Linked DNA regions of Homo sapiens: region 1 is linked to region 2. The links are chromatin contacts, found by POLR2A ChIA-PET in ENCODE. All regions are on one chromosome and are shown on one strand. The core of a region is the stretch at or near the end of the contact, and the rest is flanking DNA. Distances in the headings are between cores, read along the strand shown. Region 1 has its middle 58 kb from the start of PRL. Region 2 overlaps CASC15 (cancer susceptibility 15).

Region 1 (7,463 bases), core at 4,824-7,323, 350 kb before region 2:
TTAGGTATATTTCTAAGTTTTTTGTTGTTTTTGTTTTGTTTTGGTTTGTTTGCAGCTATTATGAAAGGGGTTGGATTCTTGATTTGATTATCTGCTTGGTTGCTGTTGCTGTATAGCAGAGCTAATGTGTACATTAATTTTGTACACTGAAACTTTGCTGAATTCATTTACCAGTTCTAGGAGACTTTTGGAGGAGTCTTCAGGGTTTTCTAGGTATACAATCATATTATCAGCAAACAGAAACAGTTTGACTTCCTCTTTACCCATTTGGATGCACTTGTCTGATCGCTCTGGCTTGGACTTCCAATACTATGCTGAATAGAAGTGGTGAAAGCGGGCATTCTTGTCTTGTTCCTGTTCTCAGGGGCAATGCTTTCAACTTTTCCCCATTCAGTATACCATTGGCTGTGGGTTTGTAATAAGCGGCTTTTACTACCTTAAGGTATGTCCCTTTTATGCCAATTTTGCTTAGGGTTTTAATCATAAAGGGATGCTGGATTTTGTCAAATGCTTTTTCTGCATCAATTAAGATGATCATGTGATTTGTTTTTAATTCTGTTTATGTGGTGTATCACATTTATTGATTTACATACGTTAAACTATCCCTGCATGCCTTGTATGAAACCCACTTGATCATGGTGGATTATGTATTTGATATGTTGTTGGATTCAGTTCACTAGTATTTTGTTGAGGATTTTTGCAACTATGTTCATCAGGGATATTGGTCTGTAGTTTTCTTTTTTTGTTATGTCCTTCCCTGGTTTTGGTATTAAGGTGATACTGGCTTCATAGAATGATTTAGGGAATTTTTCCTCTCTCTATCTTTTGAAGTAATGTCAATAGGATTGGTATCAATTTTTCTTTGAATGTCTGTTCAAATTTAGCTGTGAATCCATCTGGTTCTGGACATTTTTTTGTTGGCAATTTTTTTTATAACCATTTCAGTCTTGCTGCTTGTTATGGGTCTGTTCTGAGATTCTATGTCTTCCTGGTTTAATCTAGGAGGCTTGTACATTTCTAGGAATTTATCCATCTCCTCTAGATTTACTAGCTTATGCGTGTAAAGGTTTTCATAGCAGCCTTGAATAATCTTTTGTATTTTGTGGTATCGGTTGTAATATCTCCCATTTCATTTCTAATTGAGCTTATTTGGATCTTCTCTCTTCTTTTCTTGGTTAATCTTGCAAATGGCCAATCAATTTTATTTAACTTTTCAAAGAACCAAATTTGTTTCATTTATCTTTTGTATTTTGTTTCTTTGTTTGTTTCAATTTCATTTGGTTCTACTCTGATCTTCATTATGTATTGGGTTTGGGTTGGGATTGTTCTTGTTTCTCCACTTCCGTGAGGTGTGACTTTAGATTGTCTATTTGTGCTCTTTCAGACTTTTTGATGTAAGCATTTAGTGCTATGAAACTTTCCTCTTAGCACTGCTTTTGCTGTATCCCAGACGTTTTAATAGTTTGTATCACTATTATCATTCATTTCGAAGAATTTTTTAATTTCCATCTTGATTTCATTGTTGACCCAATAATTATTCAGGAGCAGGTTATTTAATTTCCATGTATTTGCACGGTTTTTAGGGTTCCTTTTGGAGTTGATTTCAAATTTTATTCCACTGTGGTCTAAGAGAGTACTTGATATAATTTTGATGTTCTTAAATTTACTGAGGTTTGTTTTGTGGCCTATCACACAGTCTGTCTTGGAGAATGTTCCATGTGCTGATGAATATAATGTATATTCTGCAGTTGTTGAGTAGAATGTTTGGTAAATATCTGTAAAGTCCATTTGTTGTAGGGTATAGTTTAAGTCCATTGTTTCTTTGTTGATTTTCTGTCTTAATGACCTGTCCAGTGCTCTCAGTGGAGTATTAAAATCCCCCACTAGTATTGTGTTGCTGTCTATCTCATTTCTTAGGTCTAGTAGTAATTGTTTTATAAATTTTAGAGCTCCGGTATTAGGTGCATATAAATTTAAAATTGTGGCATTTTCCTGTTGGACTAGTTATTTTATCATTGTATACTGTCCCTCTCTGTCTTTTTTAACTGCTGTTGCTTTAAAGTTTGTTTTGTCTGATTAAGGATAGCCACTCCTGCTCACTTTTGGTGTCCATTTGAATGGAATATCTTTTCCACCCCTTTACATTAAGTTTATGTGAGTCCTTATGTGTTAGGTGAATCTCCTGAAGACAGAAGGAACTTGGTTGGTTGATTCTTATCTATTCTGTATTTTTTAAGTGAAGCATTTAGGCCATTTACTTTCAATGTGAGTATTGAAATGTGAGGTACTATTCTACTCATTGTACTATTTGTTGCCTGAATACCTTGGCTTTTTTTCATTGTGTTATTGTTATATAGGTCCTGTGAGATTTACGCTTTAAGGAGGTTCTATTTTGGTGTACTTTGAGGGTTTTCTTTTGGGTTATTATGTGTTCATAATTATCACTTATTGAGGATATACTGCATGTTAGGTTTGCTTTAGTTTCTTTGCATATTTTCTGCAATACCTACAGCATTACTACATGGTAGCATCCTTATTATCATTTATAAAATCAAGGTCCTGAGGCTTTTAAAGTTAAGTAACTGGATTACACAACTAATAAAACTGAGAGTTGAACCTCAATTTGTTGAAATCCAAAATGTGCTTCACTAAGTCATGCTCTCCTCTATTGCTCAACAATCAATGGACACATGAGCAACTTGGTTTCTCAATCTTTAATTTGGCCTTGGCTTAAGTATCCTTTCATAGGATTGTTACCAATATTAACAGTCTGATTATCTTTAAGACAATATATACGCTTTTAAAATATTCTTTCAAAGTAAATATTTTCATCAGTTCTCTTACCAGTAGGGTTAGGAGGTTGGACTAATGAACCCTCAGTTCTGACATTTTCTAAATTGTAATTCTATTATACAACTGCGTTAAGACTGTAAGACAAGAAGACACATGAGAAAGATTGAGAAGCATAATTCAGAGAGGTAATAAGTTTCCCTACAACTTTAGGGAAGCCTAATAGGTCTTGCCTTAGAAGTTCAGCCTCTTAATATTACTTTTCACATAACATACTCTTGACAGCATTTATTATTAATGATCATCTATGAGTTATGAAGGACAAAATCATGTGAATGGAATCCAAAAGTCAAACAACGGTCTCTCAGAAGCAATTGAACCTTATCCAACTGCAGCATAATTTTGGGAATGAGCTAAAGAGTAGCACTAAAGAAAATGCTTTGCTTGAGGTAGTGATTTAATCTCTAAGGAGTGCCACCAGAAATATAGATGGAGCAGGAGAGAGGAAAAAGTGGTCATGGTATTAAGAAACATCCATGGTCAATCCCACAATAGGTCAGTTGTATGTGCAACCCTGAACTTTAAATCACATGGATTCTGAAGGCTTGGACGCAGACATATTTCTTCATTCAACACTCCCTGGCTCCTCGGTATTGGCAAATTCAGGTCTGTAAAGGGTCAAATGTGTTGAACTCCTGTCAAACTTTCCAGGGTGGTTTAAAGTCAGTAATTTTCATCTTAATCCTGAGGCCACAGTGTGTTCAAGTTAGAAATCTACTCCATATGTTCATGATATTATTTCACAGACGCTCCTGAAAGATTTCTTCATAAGAACTCTGTGAGGTTTCCAAACCTCCTTGGCCTCTTAAGATTGGTTTAACTTCAACATTAGAAATAAAAATATCATTAGTTAAAATCAGTATCTCTTATTGAGATTCTAGTATATGCAAAGCACTTTTTCATGCATTATCTCATTGAATTCTCACAACCAGCCAGCGAGTTGGATGGAAGCATCCCCTTTTTCAGATACGAAGGCACAGATGGATAAACAGCCCCTCAAATGTGTCCAGCTGGCTTATGGCCTCTGCCGAGGGCTGAACCTAAGTCTATCTAGCTCCAAAGCTCATATCCTTTTACTACATCACACTGTTTCTAAAGCTGGTTTCTTTTTAGATTAGAAAATGATAGGTATTCTCTTGAAATATGGGATATGCCCTTGCTTAGAAGAAAACGAAGCCCAGTAACATGTTCTCTGTTACCTAGCCCCTTCCCCAGCTGACCTGCCGACCACAGTGATATTGTAAGTTATTATTCTCTATAGAAAGGGTTCTTTGTTTGGGTCTTTTAAAACTGCAAACCAGTCATTCTGGAAAAAAAGGCAAGCAGCTTGAATTTGTACCCATAAGTTTGTTTGCATGCCCATTACTCGTGTCCCTTTTCTTTAAACTGAACTTGTCAAACTGTTTTTGCAAGTATTCAAAATGTTGCCACCCATTTAGTCCTCTCTAGAATATAAATTCTAAACGGTTTTGTAAAGAACTGGAAAGTGCTAGTTTTGCTAACATTTGGAGAATTTGAAATTAAAATGGAAAGATGTTAAATGATCAAAAAGGCAAGAGAAATATCACCAGAGCCAAAACTTGCCCTGACTCACCAGCTCCATGGTTGCATTCTCAATGTCTGGTATCTTGTATCTTAAGAAAACGCAAATTTGACTTATTCTTGCAAAATGCGAACAAAGTCAACTTTAAATCTAATAAAATAAAACATCTCCGGCGAATTCTGAAGTAGAAGATTTAAAATAGGAAAACGAAAAGTCTAAAAGAAGCAAAAAATTATTTTTATGTCGTCTACTCTGTGCCAGAACCCTGCCAGGTATTTTAACCTAGTGCCTTTTTCTCATTGTGACCCAACAAAGTAGGTTTTATTCTCATTTCATAAATGAGGCATCTGAGTTCTTCATATCTGAGGTCATATATCTTGCCCAAGGTCACACAAGAAGTAAATAGAAAACCTAGAATCAGAACTAAGCTCTAACTCCAAAACCCATTCCTTTTTCATTTTATTAAACTGTTGCCTTGAATTTTAAAATACATGAAATAGTCACTAAACTACATTTTCATTGACTAATAACTATTATGGGAGAATTATTGTAGAGTAATTCATAAAGCAGTAGAACTTGCCAAGTAAACACATTTTTAATGATGATGACCAAAGCATACTCATACAGTCATTTAAACAGGTGAGGTGATCATTATATTGCTCCCCTGTTTAAACAAGGTTTTCATTCATTTAAGAAATATAACATGGCATGATGCATGTTTGGAAGAGATAAGACATGCCTCTGAGCCACCATCTGAGAGGGTGAAGGCAGAGACCCATGATGTGAGAGGAAAGACAGTGATGCAAAATGTATTTTATCTCAAAGAAGCATATGCCTTGAGGTCTTTTCATTGAAAGTGTTAAAGTCCAAGGGAAGAAAATAAAACTACAGAGCCTTTTTCTTATTTTCCTCATCAATATGAAATGATTTATCTTACTTGCCTTATGTTTTACGCCATAAATAGAAAATCTTGATAAAATAACTGTGCGAACAATTCCAAATAACTATTTCAGATAAGTTAGGAAAATATTATCTATTGAATCACTCTGATGCCATTAATATTGAAATGAGTAACATCACACAGCCCATCTGAATCACTTATCATTTAAGTAAAATACACTGACACAGGATTTTGCATTTTTCCTCTGTAAGAAAGAAGCATCAGTGGAAAGCAGTAGAGGAACATAAACAAAACAGACGGTGTTAAGAAAATAGGTGGCCCCAGAATCTGTGTGAGAAATCTCAGACTCACACTCTTGGCACCGTTCCCCCTTGTGCCTCTTTGGAAGCTCTAGCTCCTCCAGATCTTGGCTGTTCTTTTTCCAAAAGACACCACTCATCTGACTTGATGTGAAAACCCACCCTCGGGTCATTATCACCAGGTAATGGCAAATGCAGAGAAAACCCTATGTTTCCAAATCCTGGATTCTCTCAGTCCCTTGGAATGTGCCACTTTTCAGGAAGTGTTCAGGTCCCTTATGTCAGTACGCTCCTCACCAGGACTCTCAGCCCTACCCCATGCAAGTTTGCTGCACCTCTCTGAATCTGAAAGCAGGTTAGCACAGCCTGATCTTTCCCAAGTATGGAGAATCAAACCACAGCCTCTATTTCAGTGAGTCATCACTCCTCTTCTTGTCTATTCCATGTCTAGGAAGATTTGTTTGCTCTTGTTACTCACCAGTCTTGTACCACCAGACAGCTTGGCTGCCTCTCAGTTATTTCATCTGTTCAACTAGCGTTTGGTCATTCCCCTCATCGTGATGTGCAGCAGATGGCTTGGGTTGTCCTCCTTCCTGCCCAGCAGAATTGTGTTACAATAAGCATGACTTCTGTGCCTGTCAGCTAGCAGTGCTCCAAGCCACCACTTGCAAACTCCCTTCATGCAATTTAATGAGGATGTTTCTTAAGTAGTTATCTCAGTCCGTTTTCTGTTGCTTATAACAGAATACTTGAAACTAGGTAATTTATAAAGAAAGGGAATTTATTTCTTAAATTATGGAGGCTGAGAAGTCCAAGGTTAAGGGACTACATTTGATGAGGGCCTTCTTGCTGGTGGGGACTCTCTGCAGATTCCCAAGTTGATTCAGGGCATCACATGATGAGGAGGCTGAGTGTGCTAGGTCAGATTTCTCTTCCTCTCTTACAAAGCCACCAGTCCCATTCCCATGATAACCCACTAATCCATTAGCTTATTAATCTATGAATGGATTAATCCTGCCCTCATGACCCAATCATCTCTTAAGGACTCCACTTCTCAATACTGCCACATTGGGGATTAAATTCCAACATGAGTTTTGGAGGGGACATTTAAACCATAGCAGTTGTGCTGCAACAACTGACTATGAAACTCAGGAGTGTAGTCTCTGGCATATAACAGTCTGAGACAGTTACACTGCCATCTTCCTCTTGACTTAACTCCGGTCTGAAATTCAACTTGGCATGCCCCATATGCTGATATCCCATAAAACATGCTATATTCTTTTATGTGGTTTTCTACTCTATGCCAAGCAAATGCCATGCTATTCATACAAATTTAATTTAAAACAATGCATATTAGTCCATTTTCATGCTGCTGATAAAGACATATCTGATACTGGGCAATTTACAAAAGAAAGAGGTTTATTGGACTTACAGTTACGTGCCTTGGGAGACCTCACAATCATGGTGGAAGTTGAAAGGCACATCTCACATGGTGGCAGACAAGAGAAGAGAATGAGAGCCAAGCAAAACGGGTTTCACCATATCAAACCATCAGATCTCATGAGACTTATTCACTATGAGGAGAACAGTATGGGGGAACTGCCTCCATGATTCAATTTTCTCCCACCAGGTCCCTCTCACAACACATGGGAATTATGGTAGTAAAATTCAAGATGATATTTGGGTGGGGACACAGAGCCAAACCATATCACTATGCAAAATCATTTATTCTTTCAAATATGCTTTTAATATCATACATCAACTTAGAGCAAGAAAACCTACCATATAGCTAGAATAATTATTGGGAAAAAATATTGAAAGACATTGTTTTATTCTACCAATCTAAACTTGTGTTTCTCACCACTGGGAG
Region 2 (7,268 bases), core at 4,247-6,746:
TGTTTGTTTGTTTGAGACAGAGTCTTGCTCTGTCACCCAGGCTGGAGTGCAATGGTGTGATCTTGGCTCACTGCAACCGCTGCCTCCCAGGTTCATGCGATTCTCCTGCCTCAGCCTCCTGAGTAGCTGGAACTACAGGCTCACCCCACCATGTCCAGCTGATTTTTTGCATTTTTAGTAGAGATGGGGTTTCTCCATGTTGGCCGTGCTGGTCTCGAACTCCTGACATCAAGTGATCCACCCACCTTGGCCTCCCAAAGTGCTGGGATTACAGGTGTGAGCACCACCACGCCCGGCCACCTTAACTTTTATGAGGAAGAAGTAAAACATGACCGTAGGTGCAGTTTAAAAGTTGAAGAAATGTTTAAGAAATGTGTTAATAGAACAAACTTGCAATTGGTATCCCTACCTCCTAACCCCTCTTCCTCCCTTGTTTCCAATCCTAGCTGGTAACGTCTATCCAATCATTTCAGCTAGAAAATTAAGAGCCCCATCCCTCACCTGCTACCACCCCCTACGCACATCACACCATAACTACCACATCACAACCGTTACGAAGTCCTGTGAATTAATCTCCAAATATTCCTCATATCTGTCTCCTCCTGACTATCCCCAGTGCCTACACCTGCCTCCATTCAGACCCTCATCTTTTTTTTTTTTTTTTTTTTAAAGATGGAGTTTTCGCTCTTGTTGCCCAGGCTGGAGTGCAATGGCACAATCTTGGCTCACCGCAACCTCCGCCTCTTGGGTTCAAGCGATTCTCCTGCCTCAGCTTCCCAAGTAGCTGGGATTACAGGCGACCGCCACCATGCCCAGCTAATGTGTTTTCAGTAGAGACAGGGTTTCTCCATGTTGGTCAGGCTGGTCTCGAACTCCCGACCTCAGGTGATCCACCCGCCTTGGCCTCCCAAAGTGCTGGGATTACAGGCGCCCAGATTCTTTTTTTTTTAAACGGGATCTCACTCTGTTGCCCAGGCTGGAGTGCAATGGCGTGACCTTGGCTCACTGCAACCTCTGCCTCCTGAGTTCAAGCAATTCTCCTGCCTCAGCCTCCCAAGTAGCTGGGATTACAGGCATGTGCCACCACGCCCGGCTAATTTAGCAGAGATGGGGTTTTGCCATGTTGGTCAGGCTGGTCTCGAACTCCTGACCTCAGGTGATCCACTTGCCTCGGCTTCCCAAAGTGCTGGGATGACAGGTGTGAGCCACCACGCCCAGCAGACCCTCATCTTTCATCCATTTGGCAATAACCACTCAACTGGATTCCCTACTGCACATCTCTTCCCATTACCCAATTCCATCCAGCCTCCACATAGCTGGAAAAGTAGTCTACTATAGAATACACATCGCCAGCTACATACATGACCCTTAGTCTAAGACCTGATCTTGGCTTTGCTCTGCAGCCTTGTCTTCCAGCACTTGACCCCTACCCCCTTTAACCCACCAATACCAAACTATTGTAGCTATCGCCCTACCCCATGATGGTCAAGTCCCAGATCACCCCTCTGGCTAGGAAACAAGCCCTACTTCCTAGATAAGATTAACTCCATCCTGGCTAACACGGTGAAACCCTGTTTCTACTAAAAATACAAAAAATTAGCTGGGCAGGTGGGCGGCAGGCACCTGTAGTTCCAGCTACTTGGGAGGCTGAGGCAGAAGAATGGCGTGAACCCAGGAGGTGGAGCTTGCAGTGAGCCGAGATCGCACCACTGCACTCCAGCCTGGGCAACAGAATGAGACTCCATCTCAAAAAAAAAAAAAAAAAAAAAAAAGATTAACTCCAGGTCATTCCTTAAGATCCGGCCAGAGCATTTTCTCAAAAGTGGCCCCTGATTTCAGTCCCTGACAAAAATGGCTTAGTTATACCCCCATAGCCCATATCATACTGTACTAAAAGCACCTATTTATGTCCACCCACCCCCACCAACCCCCTGCAACCACCACCGCTGGACACTTAAGTTCCTTGAAGACAGAGACCATTTCCAGAAGGCAGTACAGTACTTAGTACGTGATAGGCAGGGGGAAGAAAAGAAAGACTAAACCTAACTATTTATTACTGTCTGATATTTATATAAAGGAGACTGTGGATGAATATTTTTAAAAAGAAAAGAAAACACTGATGGGAGCAAAAAGAGAAAACAAACTTAAGAATAGCAGAATGGAGTCTTAAAACAACAACAAAAACTTCAACAAATGCCAGAAGTGTTTCCAACTGCACATATTCAGGATACCCTGGTCTCAATGTACTCTATGACACCTTCTGAAGAATAATACAAATAACAAGAGGCCCAAAATGCATTATTAACTGGTACCTATGGATTTCTTCTCCCATAAAGTGATACGAGCAATACCCCCAATGTGGATAGAAACAAAAATGCCTCTTGGAGATGTACTCTGGGACTATAGATAGTGGAAGTACACAAAGGAAAAAGCATGGAATTCTTTTTGGGATTGATTTCCCTACAGTTTTAAAGTATGTTTTCTTCCTATGTCATTATCAGAGTTAGCATACTTAAAATAGAATTGGTGGCAAATGTGGGTGTCAAGGCCGGGCGCAATGACTCACGCCTATAATCCCAATACTTTGGGAGGCCAAGTCGGGTGGATTACCTGAGGTCAGGAGTTCGAGACCAGCATGACCAACATGGGAAATCCTGTCTCTAGTAAATACAAAAAATTAGCTGGGCGTGGTGGTGCATGCCTGCAATCCTAGCTACTTGGGAGGCTGAGGCAGAAGAATCGCTTGAACCCAGGAGGCGGAAGTTGCAGTGAGCCAAGATTGCGCCATTGCACTCCAGCCTGAACAACAAGAGCAAAACTCCATCTCAAAAAATAAAAATTAAAAAAAAAGGTGAGTATCAAAAGGGAGTTCTATCCATAATGAAATTATTAACCCAAAGGAAGTCTCAGTGCTAATGGGCCCTCATCACTAGGTATGTGCCTTGCCATGATATTTCTGTAGATCTGAGTCAGTTACATATTATTTATGTCAAAAGTACTAATAGATTAAAAAGGGAGGGAGGTGGAGAGAAGGAAAAAGACAAGGCTTTGGTCAAGTCCACGTGTGCTGGTCTAGCCATGCAGTCATGTGGTTTCTCCTGGGCTCTTCCCGAAGGGCATGTCCTCACAAACCTTCTATGAGCTAAGTCAGGAGGGGGAGACGGGCAGGAGCCACATGAAACAGCAGGGCCAAGGGTATTACCCTGGAGTCAGCAAACACAGCCACGGAGCACAGACACGGCAAATATTCCACAGGGAAAAACCACCGAGGGCAAAAGTGGCCCAACTGCTGGGAGACCTGGTAGTTAGAGGAAAGCCTTTTTTAAACTCAGTGGAAAAGGCCCACATACAGCAGGCACCAGTATAATTACCAAAGCCACCAGGCCCGTCTGCCAAGCTGGGCTGATGTGGCCTCTTGACCAGGTTTTATTCTTGGCGGCTGCTGCACTCTTCTCCCTCTGCTCTTCCTGCTCCTGCTACTAAATAAACTAGCAGATGCTGGCTTCATGTACTACAAACCCTGAGCTATCTATCTTCTCGTTTGTTTTGGCATCTACTTCAAATGGTAAAGCATCTGTGAAACGGACCAAAGCACTCCAAAAATCTACTTCAGGGTCATTTTCAAGAATTTATTTCTACACTTCCACAGACCGTTTTGAATTTCCCTATCAAAGATATAACAAGCGTGATCCACACACAATCACCCAGTCATTTTTGTTATTTGTCTTCTCTAGGCAAATACATGTCATTGTTCAAATACCAGCGCGGGAGAGAAATCACAGTGTGCTTTTAGTTCTATACCAAATTTCATCCACTCCCATTTCTCTTCGTTCTCTGTGCTACCTTATTCACTCTTGTGGCTTCATCACCAGCTGTGTGTCAGCAACTCTGAAATTACTATCTCCATCCCAGACCTCTCTGATCAAACCCAGACCCAGATATCCAAAGACCTAATGGACATTTCAAAAACAAACTACTTAAAACTGAACTCCTCATCTTCCTCTTGCCAAAGTATTTCAGTACCCACTGCTTTCTCCTAACTCATACTTTGAGTCATCCTTGACTTCTCTCCTTTCTTCGGCCTCCCATCTTGTCAATAAAGCTATCATGCCTGAGCTATGCTCTATTAAACAAGAAAAGTTACACTTCTGTCTGATTTAAGTGTGCTTTCTATCTCTCTCTTCCAGATTCCAGCAAGTATTGCTGTATGTGTCAGTCTGCACTCACTGTGTGAGGTTGGCAAATGCCCTGTTCATTCTCTCAGCTCTCCCTCCAGAGCATGCTCCCATACACCAATTTCAAAAGCACTAGAGTGCACTGAACACGATAGGTTTCTTTGTATCTTTGGGTGGGGGTGGTCATTCAAAAACCCAAAAGAGAAGTTCTCATTTCACAGCAGCAGCATCTCCAAGGAAAATTCTTCCAGAGTGAAACAACACCACAGTTCATAAAACAACACAAAAGGAATCAAACAAGTCTGTTAAACAGTAACGAACTACAAAGCCAGAACTAACCTGGATGGAGACTTAAAAGACAAAGTTGTGGCAGGAAGAATACCAAAAAAGTTGGGAATGGGAAAAGTCCACTCACTGATTCAGTTACCCTCTGTAATTACAGACACCCAGACACCCTCACATCTTTCATTCAACATTAATATTTTTTCAGCCTGTCCTCAACCTGTTGAAATACAGCTCAGAGGGAAGTATTTTAGAAAGATGCATTTCCTCAACTTTGACTTTTCAACGCAACTCCAAGTAGAATTTTCAAAGAATAAAATGTCTAATTAGGAAGAACAGGCTTACAGTTTCAGCTCAGTTCAACTTTGTTGAGAAAATATTTCGGTCAATGGCTCAATGGAATGAGGTCCTTTTCTTTCCTATCTTCGGAGAGCAGCGTCGCCATTTCTAGGACTGACCCCACACAAGGAGTGTTGACTGTAAACTTTCAGGGTATCACTCGACAACCCAGAAACTGGTGGCAGCTGGAAGGACAGAGGTCATGTGTGCTGCTTTCTATAATAAAATTCTTTTTACCCCTGGGTTAAGTTGATTACTCAAACTCTCAGACTCCTCCTCCTCCCCGCTTCCAGCCTACTCGCATTTTCCCTAGGCTGATTGACTCTAGGAAAACAAGTATTGCATTATGCTTGACTCCTTGGAATGAGATCAGTTCTCATTTCAAATTCCCTTTCAGAACAACCCCAAGGCCACAGACCCTGTAAAAATCCCAGATGCCCAACAACTCAGGAAGGCCTAAGCTATGACAAGAAAACATTACTTAAGTAATAATCAGCAAATGCATCCTAAACCCGGACTGGTATCCTCTGAGGTCTCTTCCAAGGCATTTGGCAGGAACACGTCTGTAAACCACCCAGTCTCACTCTCGGCTCCTCCTCCAAGGCAGAATGGCCAAGGCAGAGGCTTTAGTGCACTGTTCGGCAGTGATTTTCTCCAACTGGCACCATCTGTGCACACCCTGCCAGACTTGCTGACAGAGCAGGCTGCACAGACCATTACTAATCTCCCAGGGTCAGCTGGGTCAGGCCTGCAACAGGATGCCTATAGATTTCAAAGGCCGGTGTTCTCTCCGTGCCAGCTAATCGATCTATGTTGGAAAGCAAGCACATTTTTATTCCACCTTCTTTTAAATTTCAAAGAAAAATCTCAATTTTAAAGCTCTTCATGTGGGAACTGCTTGCATGTAATCAGTGTCCTGATACCAGTTATGTTATATGAGATCTTTGGAGGATGGGGCTTACCCATTGATCCTTTGCCAAGATTCAGTAGTAAGGCCAGGAAGACAACTTTGCTCAGACAACAAAAGGCCTTCTAAATAGCACCATCGGGAATGGACTACATGGATCAAGATTCAGCCTCAACTGCAAAGTCCTCTTAGCTGAGTCTGCAAAAGAAGAATAAATGCTACTCTACCAGGATCTTATCATGTGAGCTCAGGCAGTGTCACCAGGACTGGTAAAGAAAATCTCAGCATCATTCACCATCTACTTCAGAATTCATCTGTGAATGCTGCCACCCACTACCAACTGCCTATCAAGTGTTTACTAAATGTCAATTGTGTGCCAAGAGTCTGATATTCCCTCAAACTTCTGTAGTTTCTTTTGCTGAGGAATGGGATAACTGAGTCTAGTACTCAGCCATATAGTAGGCTAGACAAATCCAAAAGCCCCTTGAAGGCGGGATCATATTGATCCTGTTTCAAGGTGTTACCACTTAGCACAGACTTTTTCAGGCTTGTTGCAGTAATTCTATTAAAAACCCTTTTAGATAATTATATAAATACAACTAGGAGGAGGCAGTATCAAGATCAATTACTGTAATCATTTCTTTGTAGATGATGTTATTCTAGATCTTCAAATAAAACAATGACTCAGTCTGATAGAGTCAAAAAACTAACAGCCACAAAACTAAGACATTACTACCAGCTCCAAAGAGACCAGATCTTTTGTTTACAATAATTAAAGGTTTAAAGAAATTTCCAGATAAGTGACTTCATCTTCTTACTCTTGCTTACATATCAGTTTCTACACTTAACCAAACCCTAACAGAGTTTACATGGGGCTAAAGGGGTGATAGTAAAGAGGAATTTGTGAGCTGAAATATAATTAATAATTCCTCTAACCCAGATCATCTTCCTTGTAAAAATATGGGTTTGTTAAGAAGCCAGCAGAGAGGTTCACAGATCTGACATGGCCACTTAGGCATAACTGGAGACTCAGGTCTGCATGAGTTCTCATTGAATAATTTCTTCTTCCAATATTTTTCCAGCTTCAGGTAACCAGAGAAATCTCCAGGCTAACCTGGTTCCTAACACGTCTATTCTTCCCAACTCCTCCCTTTGCAAGGGAGTCCCTATATTGTCTAAAAATAAGTCACGCAATCACTCGGCTCCCCTCCAACTATTTAGTATCAAAGAATCACTGCCATGTCTACAGCAGACATTTTCTCAGCCTTTAGATTTCCTATCTAGATAGCACAAAACAAACTGAACACATAAAACAAATGGGAACATTTATAATGAGATCATGTTTCACATCCACCACGCCTCAACTCACCCTTCCCAAGACATCAGGTGCACTGAAGAAGATCTCATTCCATTTAACTTACAGAAGGCACACCTTCACAGTCCAGGATGATGTGTTTTGATCTTTCAGAATTAACACTTGACTAGGCCTAACTTCACATCTTTGGCTTTCAATGTAAAGTTTTATGATGTCTTTCCTCCACATCCAGTCCCAATTCCTTCTGAGT

Evidence for each region. ChIA-PET counts read pairs that join two places held with the same protein, here RNA polymerase II (POLR2A).
Region 1: POLR2A ChIA-PET joins it to region 2 with 11 read pairs in A549. The contact joins two enhancer-like sites. POLR2A ChIA-PET finds 5 or more read pairs at or near these places in 2 of 52 experiments (A549 and SK-N-SH).

The regions. Positions count from the first base shown.
Region 1 is chr6:22,235,426-22,242,888 of GRCh38, reverse strand. No RefSeq gene overlaps it. Among named protein-coding and RNA genes, the nearest start is that of PRL, 58 kb to the left of the region's middle. Within about 2 kb of position 6,073, at least 3 of the 41 ENCODE cell types and tissues checked have a DNase peak (open chromatin) inside an H3K27ac peak, as active enhancers do.
Region 2 is chr6:21,883,844-21,891,111 of GRCh38, reverse strand. The region is part of intron 4 of CASC15 (cancer susceptibility 15); the gene reads right to left. Among named protein-coding and RNA genes, the nearest start is that of CASC15, 220 kb to the right of the region's middle. Within about 2 kb of position 5,496, at least 13 of the 41 ENCODE cell types and tissues checked have a DNase peak (open chromatin) inside an H3K27ac peak, as active enhancers do.